Regions from separate parts of the Homo sapiens genome. Here region 2 is linked to region 1. The links are chromatin loops, found by intact Hi-C in ENCODE. Cell type or tissue: Calu3. All regions are shown on one strand. Each heading gives the region's core, and the rest is flanking DNA. Links, peaks and the distances in the headings are about the cores only. Region 1 overlaps GPR158 (G protein-coupled receptor 158). Region 2 overlaps LINC00836 (long intergenic non-protein coding RNA 836).

Region 1 (5,387 bases), core at 63-5,062:
TCTATCTTTTTTATTACAGCCATCCTTGTGGGTGTGAAGTGTTATCACATTGTGGTTTTGATTTGCATTTCCCTAATGAGAAATGATGCTGATCATCTTTTCATATGCTTATTGGCTATCTGTATATATTCTCCAGAGAACTGTCTATTCAGATCCTTTGTCTATTTAGTTGGGTGAATTGTCTTTTTATTATTGAGTTGTAATATTCTGGATATAAGTCCCTTATCAGACATATGACATACAAATATTGTCTCTTATTCTGTGTGCTTTCTTTTAACTTTCTTGGTAGTATAACTTGCAACATAGTTTTTGACTTTGATAAAGATCAACTATGTATTTCATCTTTTGTCACTTGTGATTTTGGTGTCATATCTAAGAAACCATTGCTTACCCCAAGGTCATAAAAATTTATATCTATGTTTCCTTCTAAAAGTTCTACAGTTTTGGCTCTTCCATTTAGGACTCTGAGCTGTTTTGAGTTAAATTTTATATGTGGTATGAACTAGGGATCCAACTCATTATTCTGCTTATGGATATCCAGTTCTTCTAGCATCATTTATTCAAAAGACTATTCTTTCCCCATTGAACATTCTTCACATGCTTATCAATTGACCACAAATGGAAAGATGTATTTTGGAACTCTCTAAATTTTATTCCATTGATCTTCATGTCTGTCTTATCTCAGTACCACATTATCTTGATCAGCACAGCTTTGTAGTAAGTTTGGTGGAAGTAAGGGAGTATGAGTCTTCCAATTTTGTTCTGCTTTTTGAAATTATTTTAGATATTCTGGGCCCCTTGCGTGTCCATATACATTTTAGAACGAGCTTGGAAATTTTAACAAAAAGATAGCTGGGTTTTCATAGGCTTGCACTGGATCTGTGGATCAATCTGGGGAGTACTGCTAACCTATTCAGTTTTCTAATCCATGAGTTCCATTTATGTAGTTCTTGAACGCCTTTTAATGATGTTTTGTAGTTTTCATTGTATAGTCTTGCACTTCTTTTATTAGATTTGTAAATATTTTATTCTTTTTCTAATGGAATTGTTTCATTAATTTCATTTTAGGATTGTTCATTGCTGGTATAAGAAAATTAAATTGCTTTTATATTCTGATCTCGTATTCTGCAACTTTGCTGAACTTATTAGTTCTAAAGATCTTTTTTTTGTGCATTCCTTAGAGTTTTCTCTCTATAAGATCGTTTCATCTGCAAATAGAGACAGTTTTACTTCTTCCTTTCTAAAGTAAAAGCCTTTTTTTTCTTCTTCTTCATTTTCTTGCCTAATTGCTGTGGCTAGAATCTCCAGCACAATGTTGAATAGAAGTTGTAACAGTATAAATCATTGTGTGATTCCTGATCTTAGAGGAGTATTCTACAGATGTCTGCTAGGTCTAGTTGGTTTATACTGTTTCCTTGTTGATCTTCTGTTTAGGTGTTCTATTCATTACAAAAAGTAGGGTACCGAAGTCTCCAAATATTTTGATTAAATTGTCTATTTCTCAGCTACACAGCTTTCTGTAGCAGAAAAACATTAGAATTCGAGGAGTCCAGCTACTGACCAAAACCTATGTCTGATTTTTCAGGCCCAACCACAGGCAATTATAAAAACTTTACCTGGCAAACCTTTTACGGGAACTCTGTCCTCCCCACCTGGTGCACAGTCTTGATGTACTGCAGTTGCTAGAGGGGGCTGCAGTCAAGGACTCAGGCTCCCTGGCTAGCCATGCTCTTACTCATGTCGCATTCCTAGCAGAGCTGTCTCCATCCAAGCCATCCAAGAGTTCTTCCACACAGAGGACCTTAAAGATGTTTTCTTCACTCTGACTCAGTACTCTTCCATTTCTAGCCCTTCTCCCAACCCCTGGATCCACAGGACTTCAGGAGCCTTTTGTTCAGGGCTCCCACTGCAGTGAGACATTCCCCATGCCTGTGTTGACCCATCTGACCCTTGTGCATGGTGCCATCCCATGGGGAAAAATGGAACAGCAGGGAAGACAGCACTTTCTTCAGTTCAGCCTCTTGCTTATACTAAGTGATGAAGGGCTTGACTGTTTCTTCCATTTCGGCTTGTTGCCTTAACCAGTTACTCTGACATCTAGCAGCTCAGCTTCTCCAGTTCAGCTCAGCTCTTGAAAGTACTTTTAAATACAATTTTACTTTTTTTAAGTTTAAAAAAAATAGAAATTGAGATTAATATAACCTTGACATCTGCACACCACACAAATTAATACGTGTATAAATTTTGTTACAATCACTATGGGTCTTTAAAAAACTGAAAACTTTACCCATATTAAGGAGAAGCTTCCTAATTCCCCTTCACAGTCCCATGTCTTCTACTTTCTCTAGAGGCAAGCACTAAAAAGTCTGACATAAAGCCATCCAGTACATGTTTTCTATGTTTGTTCCATTTATATGTATCCATAAATAATATATAAGCGTATTTTGTGAGTTTTCAAACTTGTATGTAAGTAGTCAATTGTGTTTCAGCCTTCTGCAACTCACAGGTCTGTCTTTATAGTGAATTCAATTACATAAATGCAATTTCCTCCAAGGCAAAGTCAAATCCAGATCCCTTTTCTCATTAGTCATTTCCCCCCAACATCTATATCTCATTACCAAAGCCAAAGAGAATTTGATGGAAGTTGGCATTGCCATCAACAGGGTTACAAGGGAAAAGGAGGCCATGACTCTGCTGGAATATCTCTCTTTATAAAAAAGTAAGCCTACAATTTCCTTGAAAACAGGACTCAGATGGATGTCCAGAGCTTTTTAAAAGCAGGCGATTTATTACATTCCCTGACCATGCCAAGCACTGGGAGGGTAACGGGGTTAACAGGAACTAGCTGAAAACGTGGATCTAAATATTTTGGGGAATTTCTCTAAAACTGCCAAGAAATGACAGAAGTGAGAAGTGCTGTTGAGAATACCTATGTCAATACTCTTAACTTACATAGTAAGAAGCTGAGACCCCAAAAGACTAAGTGACTTGTGCTAGGTCACACAACTGGCTACACCAGAATTATAACTCAGTTCTGATCCCTTGTTCTCTGCTTTTTACCCTAATTACTGGTTATTAAACTGGCCTCTGTGGAGACATCTCAGAGGTTATTTATGACAGTCAAAAGAGAAGATCAAGCAAGTGAGTTTCTGGGCCCTTATCTCCTTTCACCCACAGTGCCTCAACTCTGAAAAATTATCATCTTCTTATTGTCTATGTAGGATTCAATGACTACTCCTTCAATACCTTTTGGCAGCAGTTTTCATATAAACTAATATCTGTAGGATTTTTTTCTGCCATTGCTTTCATACCATCAGCAAGATAACAGTCTACTAAAGTCATTTGATGTGTGCTGCATTAGCATGGCCCATGTGCAAGGATGACACACAAATTCATGAAGCGTTCCATGTTTTACTGACCAGCAGCTCTTTCACCCCAGATCTTCCCTCTGACATAGTCTACCAAATGAGAAGAAACTAGAAAAACAATTCTGGTAATATGACAATACAAGGTTCTTTAATGCCCCCAAAAGATCACACTGGCTCACCAGCAATGGATCCAAACCAAGAAGAAATCTCTAAGTTGCCAGAAAAAGAATTCAGGAGGTCAACTATTAAGCTAATCAAGGAGGCACCAGACAAAGGTGAAGTCAAACTTAAATCAATAATATGATGCAAGTTAGGAAGGAAAAAAATCTTCAGTGAAATAGATAACAATAGAGGAGGGAGGAGCCAAGATGGCCGAATAGGAACAGCTCCGGCCTACAGCTCCCAGCGTGAGCGACGCAGAAGACGGGTGATTTCTGCATTTCCATCTGAGGTACCGGGTTCATCTCACTAGGGAGTGCCAGACAGTGGGCGCAGGCCAGTGGGTGCGTGCACCGTGCGCGAGCCGAAGCAGGGCGAGGCATTGCCTCACCTGGGAAGCGCAAGGGGTCAGGGAGTTTCCTTTCCGAGTCAAAGAAAGGGGTGACGGATGCACCTGGAAAATCGGGTCACTCCCGCCCGAATACTGCGCTTTTCCGACGGGCTTAGGAAATGGCGCACCACGAGACTATATCCCACACCTGGCTCGGAGGGTCCTACGCCCACAGAGTCTCGCTGATTGCTAGCACAGCAGTCTGAGATCAAACTGCAAGGCGCCAGCGAGGCTGGGGGAGGGGCGCCCGCCATTGCCCAGGCTTGCTTAGGTAAACAAAGAAGCCGGGAAGCTCCAACTGGGCGGAGCCCACCACAGCTCAAGGAGGCCTGCCTGCCTCTGTAGGCTCCACCTCTGGGGGCAGGGCACAGACAAACAAAAAGACAGCAGTAACCTCTGCTGTCCCTGTCTGACAGCTTTGAAGAGAGCAGTGGTTCTCCCAGCACGCAGCTGCAGATCTGAGAACGGGCAGACTGCCTCCTCAAGCGGGTCCCTGACCCCTGACCCCCGAGCAGCCTAACTGGGAGGCACCCCCCAGCAGGGGCACACTGACACCTCACACGGCAGGGTATTCCAACAGACCTGCAGCTGAGGGTCCTGTCTGTTAGAAGGAAAACTAACAAACAGAAAGGACATCCACACTGAAAACCCATCTGTACATCACCATCATCAAAGACCAAAAGTAGATAAAACCACAAAGATGGGGAAAAAACAGAACAGAAAAACTGGAAACTCTAAAACGCAGAACGCCTCTCCTCCTCCAAAGGAACGCAGTTCCTCACCAGCAACAGAACAAAGCTGGATGGAGAATGACTTTGACGAGCTGAGAGAAGAAGGCTTCAGATGATCAAATTACTCTGAGCTACGGGAGGACATTCAAACCAAAGGCAAAGAAGTTGAAAACTTTGAAAAAAATTTAGAAGAATGTATAACTAGAATAACCAATACAGAGAAGTGCTTAAAGGAGCTGATGGAGCTGAAAACCAAGGCTCGAGAACTACGTGAAGAATGCAGAAGCCTCAGGAGCCGATGCGATCAACTGGAAGAAAGGGTATCAGCAATGGAAGATGAAATGAATGAAATGAAGCGAGAAGGGAAGTTTAGAGAAAAAAGAATAAAAAGAAATGAGCAAAGCCTCCAAGAAATATGGGACTATGTGAAAAGACCAAATCTACGTCTGATTGGTGTACCTGAAAGTGATGCGGAGAATGGAACCAAGTTGGAAAACACTCTGCAGGATATTATCCAGGAGAACTTCCCCAATCTAGCAAGGCAGGCCAACGTTCAGATTCAGGAAATACAGAGAACGCCACAAAGATACTCCTCGAGAGGAGCAACTCCAAGACACATAATTGTCAGATTCACCAAAGTTGAAATGAAGGAAAAAATGTTAAGGGCAGCCAGAGAGAAAGGTCGGGTTACCCTCAAAGGGAAGCCCATCAGACTAACAGCGGATCTCTCAGCAGAAA
Region 2 (5,387 bases), core at 326-5,325, 190 kb before region 1:
TAATGCAATTACTTTTTTCAAAGGAATAATTTTTGGCTTTATTATTTTTTCTTTATTTCTTATTTCATTGCTTTCTGCGTTTATCTTTATTATTTTCTTTCTACTACTTAATTTGGTTCAATTTGAATTTTTCAGCATCCTGAGAAGAAATATAACTGATATAAATTTTTTCTTTTCTAAATATTTAAAGTGATAAACTTCCCTCTAAGCATTGCACCTCAGATTTTGCTATGTTGTATTTTCTATTGTCATTCAGTTCAAAATATTTTCTAATTTCACCTGTAATTTTTTTAACATCAGTTAGCTTTTTAAAAAATGAAACGTGGACATTTTCTAGATGTTCTTTTCTTATTGGTTTCTGATTTAGGGCCATTATTGGAGAATATAGTCTGTAAAATTGTAATCTTTTAAAATGTATTAAGACTTTTAAAGTCTGATATATGGTCAATAGTGGTTCCATGTACAGCTAAAAGTATTTATATTCTGAACTTGTGTATTAGCTCAGGCTGCCATAAAAATACAATAGACTAGGTGGCTTAAATAAAAGAAATTGGCCGGGTGCAGTGGCTCATGCCTGTAATCCCCACACTTTCAGAGGCCAAGGAGGGCAGATCACCTGAGGTTGGGGGTTTGAGACCAGCCTGGACAACATGGTGAAACCCTGTCTCTACTAAAATACAAAACTTAGCCAGGTGTGGTGGTGCATGCCTGTAATCCCAGCTACTCGTGAGGCTGAGGCAGGAGAATTGCTTCAACCCAGGGAGTGAAGGTTGCAGTGAGCCAAGATTGCGCCATTGCACTCCAGCCTGGCCAACAGAGTGAGACTCCGTCAAAAAAAAAAAAAAAAAAAAAAAAAAAGGAATACATGGATTAGATAGACCTGGAGCCAAAGGAGTTGACCAGCAGTCCCACCTTAACACATGGACAGAGTGTGTGCTGGTTGGTCTCTAAAGTAAAACTGAGGCGCGGGTACTAAGGAATGCAGGCTGTATGGAAAACAGGTGAAAGCCACAGGTGTTCATGACATCTGTACTTTTAACTGTTTTTTTTTTGAAAGAAGATACCTGGATTTCTTCTGTATAAGTAAATAAAATGAGGTTTGGCCATATTAAATAGCTTAGGCTCTTTCTATTCTGATTGCTTCCTCAAAAAACAGCTTGTGTTTTATCTTTATTCTCCTTGCATATAGCACAATTATACTAACCTACTGTAAGCATTCCCTATATTTGTTCAGTCAAAATACAGTCATCCTCTGGTGTCTGTGGGGGGTTCTAGGACCTCCCACGAATACCCAAATCCACAGATGCTCAAGTCCCTTAAATGTAAATTCTACACCATTGTAAAATGTTGTCTTTTTAAGTGTTTATTTGTGGGTGTGTAGACAAAAGGGAAAATAGTAATGTTTGCAAATATGTAGTGTTGCACATAACCTACGCATATCCTCCCAAATCCTCTAAGTCATCTCTAGATTACTTATAATACCTAACACAATGTAAATGCGATGTAAGTAATGGTTATACTTATTGTTTAGGGAATAATGACAAGAAGAAAAAGTCTATATGTAAACAGTACAGGCGAATTTTTTTTTCAAATATTTTTGACCCATGTTTGGTTGAATCCACGGAGGCAGGATGCACCCACATGGAGGAGGATCAACTGTTATCTCATTAAAAAGAATCTTGGCTGGACACAGTGACTCACGCCTATAATCACAGCACTGTGGGAGGCCAAAGTGGGTGGATTACTGGAGGTCAGGAGTTCAAGAACAGCCTGGACAACATGGTGAAACCCCATCTCTACTAAAAATACAAAATCAGCCGGGCATGGTGGCATGTACCTGTAATCCCAGCTACTTGGGAGGCTGAGGCAGGAGAATCGCTTGAACCTGGGAGGCAGAGGTTGCAGTGAGCTGAGATTGTGCCACTGCACTCCAGCCTGGGCAACAAGAGTTAGACTCCGTCTCAATAAATAAATAAATAAATAAATAAATAAATAAATAAATAAATAAAATAATAAAAAAACTTTAATAAAATTGGCCACAAGATGTCCCCACAGCTTTAAAAGATACTTTTTCCATCTAGACAGGCCTTTTCATATTTCAATTGATTGTATGCCCGTAAGAAATCAGTTATTAAACATTCAGAATAGTAGACATCTTCAAACTAGACTTCAAGTAATAGTCCCAAATGCTAAATGTATATTTCTCCTTTAAAGGTTCATATTAAACTATGGTTTCCCTAAATTGCAGGGATTCTTTGAGGCCACCTTGAATTATTATTTATTTATTTATTTATTTATTTATTTTTGAGACAGAATCTCGCTCTTGTTGCACTGGCTGGCGTGCAATGCAATGGCGCGATCTGGACTTACTGCAACCTCTGCCTCCTGGGTTCAAGCGATTCTCCTGCCTCAGCCTCCCCAGTAGCTGGATTTCAGGCACGTGCCACCATGCCCAGCTAATTTTTGTATTTTTAGTGGAGACGGGGTTTCACCATGTTGTCCAGGCTGGTCTAGAACTCCTGACCTCAGGTGATCCACTCGCCTTGGCCTCCCAAAGTGCTGGGATTACAGGCGTGAGCCACCATGCCTGGCCTTGAATTCTTAAGTGAGTGGAAAATGCTACTGCTGTCACATGGTGTTTACAGCTCTATTATGGTCTGTAAAAGCTAATTAAAACTGAAGAAGGGTGAAAGAAAAGTATGTCCTGTCAATGTTTACTGCAAGATAAAAGAGGAATATAAAAATATTGTATTTGTTTTGTTATAAACATGTGCTCTGGAGACTGCTGAGTGAGTCTAGACTGCAATTTTGGAGACTTCCATCACATTTACCAAACACATTGAAATTGGGGTTACTCTGAGCTACCAACAAGGACTGGTTCTCTTCCCTGCGGGTACATTGCAGACACCCAAATCATTACAGGCAGTCTAACTTGTTGCTTCAAGGATCTCTTAAGTGGAAAACATTCTGGAAATAACCTCTAAACATCACGTATACTTGAGTTGGAGGGGCAAAAACAGATAGGCTAGAAGGACTGGAAAGGTTCTAGAGGCAAATTTTTATGATGACATATAGAAGAAGACATACAGGAGAACAAGAGTTTTTCTTTAGTTGACTTAGAAAGTTTTCTTTTTAAAAAATGCTTTTGATTTAATTACTGATTAAGAGTAACATTACAGAAAATATAGTAATCCCCCCTTATCTGACGGTGGTATGTGCCAAGCCCACTAGTGGATGCCTGAAACCATGGATAATGCTGAATGCCATATACATGACTATAGTATGCTATATATACTACTGTATGTTTTTCTCTTATACATGCATACTTATGATAAAGTTTAATTTACAAATTAGGCACAATAAGAAATTAACAACCATAGCTAATAATAAAATAGAACGATTATAACAATATACTGTGATAACATGTATATGAATGTGTTGTCTCTCTCAAAATATCATATTGTACTCTACTTATATATTTTTGGACCGCAGTTGACTGTGGGTAACAGAAACCATGAACAGTGAAACTGTGGACAGAGGAGGAGGCTACTGTGTAGGTACATGTTGACTGAGTCTCTATTTTAAAATGGACAGGATGAGTGATGTGGTTTGGATCTGTGTCCCCACAAAATCTCATGTCAAATTGTAATCCCCAGTGTCGGAGGTGGGTCCCGGTGGGAGGTGATTGGATCAGGGGGGTGAATTTCTCATGAATACTTTAGTACCGTCCCCTTGGTGCTATTCTCATGATGGTGAGTTCTCAGGATACCTTGTTGTTGAAACGTGTGCGGCACCTTCCCCCCACTCTGTCTCGCCCTGCTCCTGCCATGTAAGACGTGACTGCTTCCCTTTGACCTTCTGCTGTGATCATAAGTTTCCTGAGGCCTCCTCAGAAGCTAAGCAGATGCCAGCACCATGCTTCCTGTACAGCCTGTGGAACTGGGAGCCAATGAAACCTCTTTTCTTTATAAATTACCCAGTTTCAGGTATTTCTTTAGAGCAATGTGAGAACAGACTGATACAGTGAGAGACTTAAATGTTCTCATTATTTTTTTTAATCCACTGACAGGTGGTGTTATAGGTTTATATGTGTCCCCTGCTAAATTCATATGTTGAGGTCCTAACTTCCAGTACCTCAAATGGTGACCTTATTTGGAAATAGGGTCATTGCAGATGTAATTAGTTAGATGAGGTCATGCTGGAGTAGGGTGGGCTCTTAATCCAATGTGACTGGTGTTCTTATAAAAAGGGGAAATTTGGACACAGAAATGCACCCAGGGAGAATGACATGTTATTCAGCCGCAAGCCAGGGAACTACCAGAAGCTAGGAGAGAGGTCGAAAACAGATTCTTTCCTAACATCTTCAGAAGGAACCAACCCTGCCAATGCCTTGATCTCCAGGACTATGAGACAATGCATTTCTGCTGTTAAGCATACAGTTTGCAGTGCTTTGTTATGGCAGCCCTAGCAAAATAATGCAGGCAGTAATTGACTTAAGGAACTGGTTCATGTTCATAATAAAACATAAACAGTATGTCGATTGATTATGTTGCTAATTGCCTTTCTTTTTATTGATAGATATCCTCATTTGGTATTTAGTCATTATGTAGCCATGATTTTAATTTAATATTTCCCTGGGAAGCATATGTTAAATAATTTTCTCTAGAGTCATAAGTAGATTTGAGTTTCCAATCCTACTAATTAATACAATTTTAGAATCATCCAGGATATCCACTCTTTTTATAGATGAGGAAATTAAGGTGGAGAGGTTTTAGGACAACACTTATCTACGTCAGAGTTTTCTGTCCCTAAGGAAGTAAAGTGGGAAACTTTGCGTATCTCCTTCATTTTGACTGTTTGCCTCACAATGGAAGGTTAGAGTTTTTAGTCATGGAGGGAAACAGACATAGTCTGGGTACTATTGAAATGTGAGTGATATGGTTTTGCTCTACATCCCCACTCAAATCTCACCTTGAATTGTAGTAATCCCCACGTGTTGTGGGAGAGACCAGGTGGGAGGTAATTGAATCACCAGGACAGGTTTTTCCCATGCTGCTCTTGTAATAGTGAATAAATCTCACGAGATCTGATGATTTTATAAAGGGGAGTTCCCCCGCATAAGCGCTCTCTTTCCTGCTGCCATGCAAGACGTCCCTTGCTCTTCCACCATGATTGTGAGGCCTCCCCAGCCACATGGAACTGTGAGTCAATTAAACTTCTTTTCTTTGTAAATTACTCAGTCTTGGGTATGTCTTTATTAGCAGTGTGAGACCAGACTAATACAGTGAGTGCACTATGAGTGCTATGACAAGCAGAGTGTAGATGAAAGAAGACCTAGAAACCCTGAAACCAAGCTTTTATCAGTGACTTATCTAGAGGCAGCACAG

Evidence for each region. Peaks named below come from ENCODE experiments on the same cell type or tissue, not always from the same donor. Only the 100,000 strongest peaks of a DNase experiment are listed, where the experiment ranks them.
Region 2: it touches region 1 in a loop (11-fold over the local background); 4 of 110 quality-filtered maps call a loop at or near these places.

The regions. Positions count from the first base shown.
Region 1 is chr10:25,519,726-25,525,112 of GRCh38, reverse strand. The region is part of intron 5 of GPR158 (G protein-coupled receptor 158); the gene reads right to left. Among named protein-coding and RNA genes, the nearest start is that of LINC00836, 130 kb to the left of the region's middle. In Calu3, for the core only: no CTCF peak of the experiment used is centred there; a DNase peak (open chromatin) is centred at 1,962.
Region 2 is chr10:25,710,048-25,715,434 of GRCh38, reverse strand. The region is part of intron 1 of LINC00836 (long intergenic non-protein coding RNA 836); the gene reads right to left. Among named protein-coding and RNA genes, the nearest start is that of LINC00836, 61 kb to the right of the region's middle. In Calu3, for the core only: no CTCF peak of the experiment used is centred there; no DNase peak of the experiment used is centred there.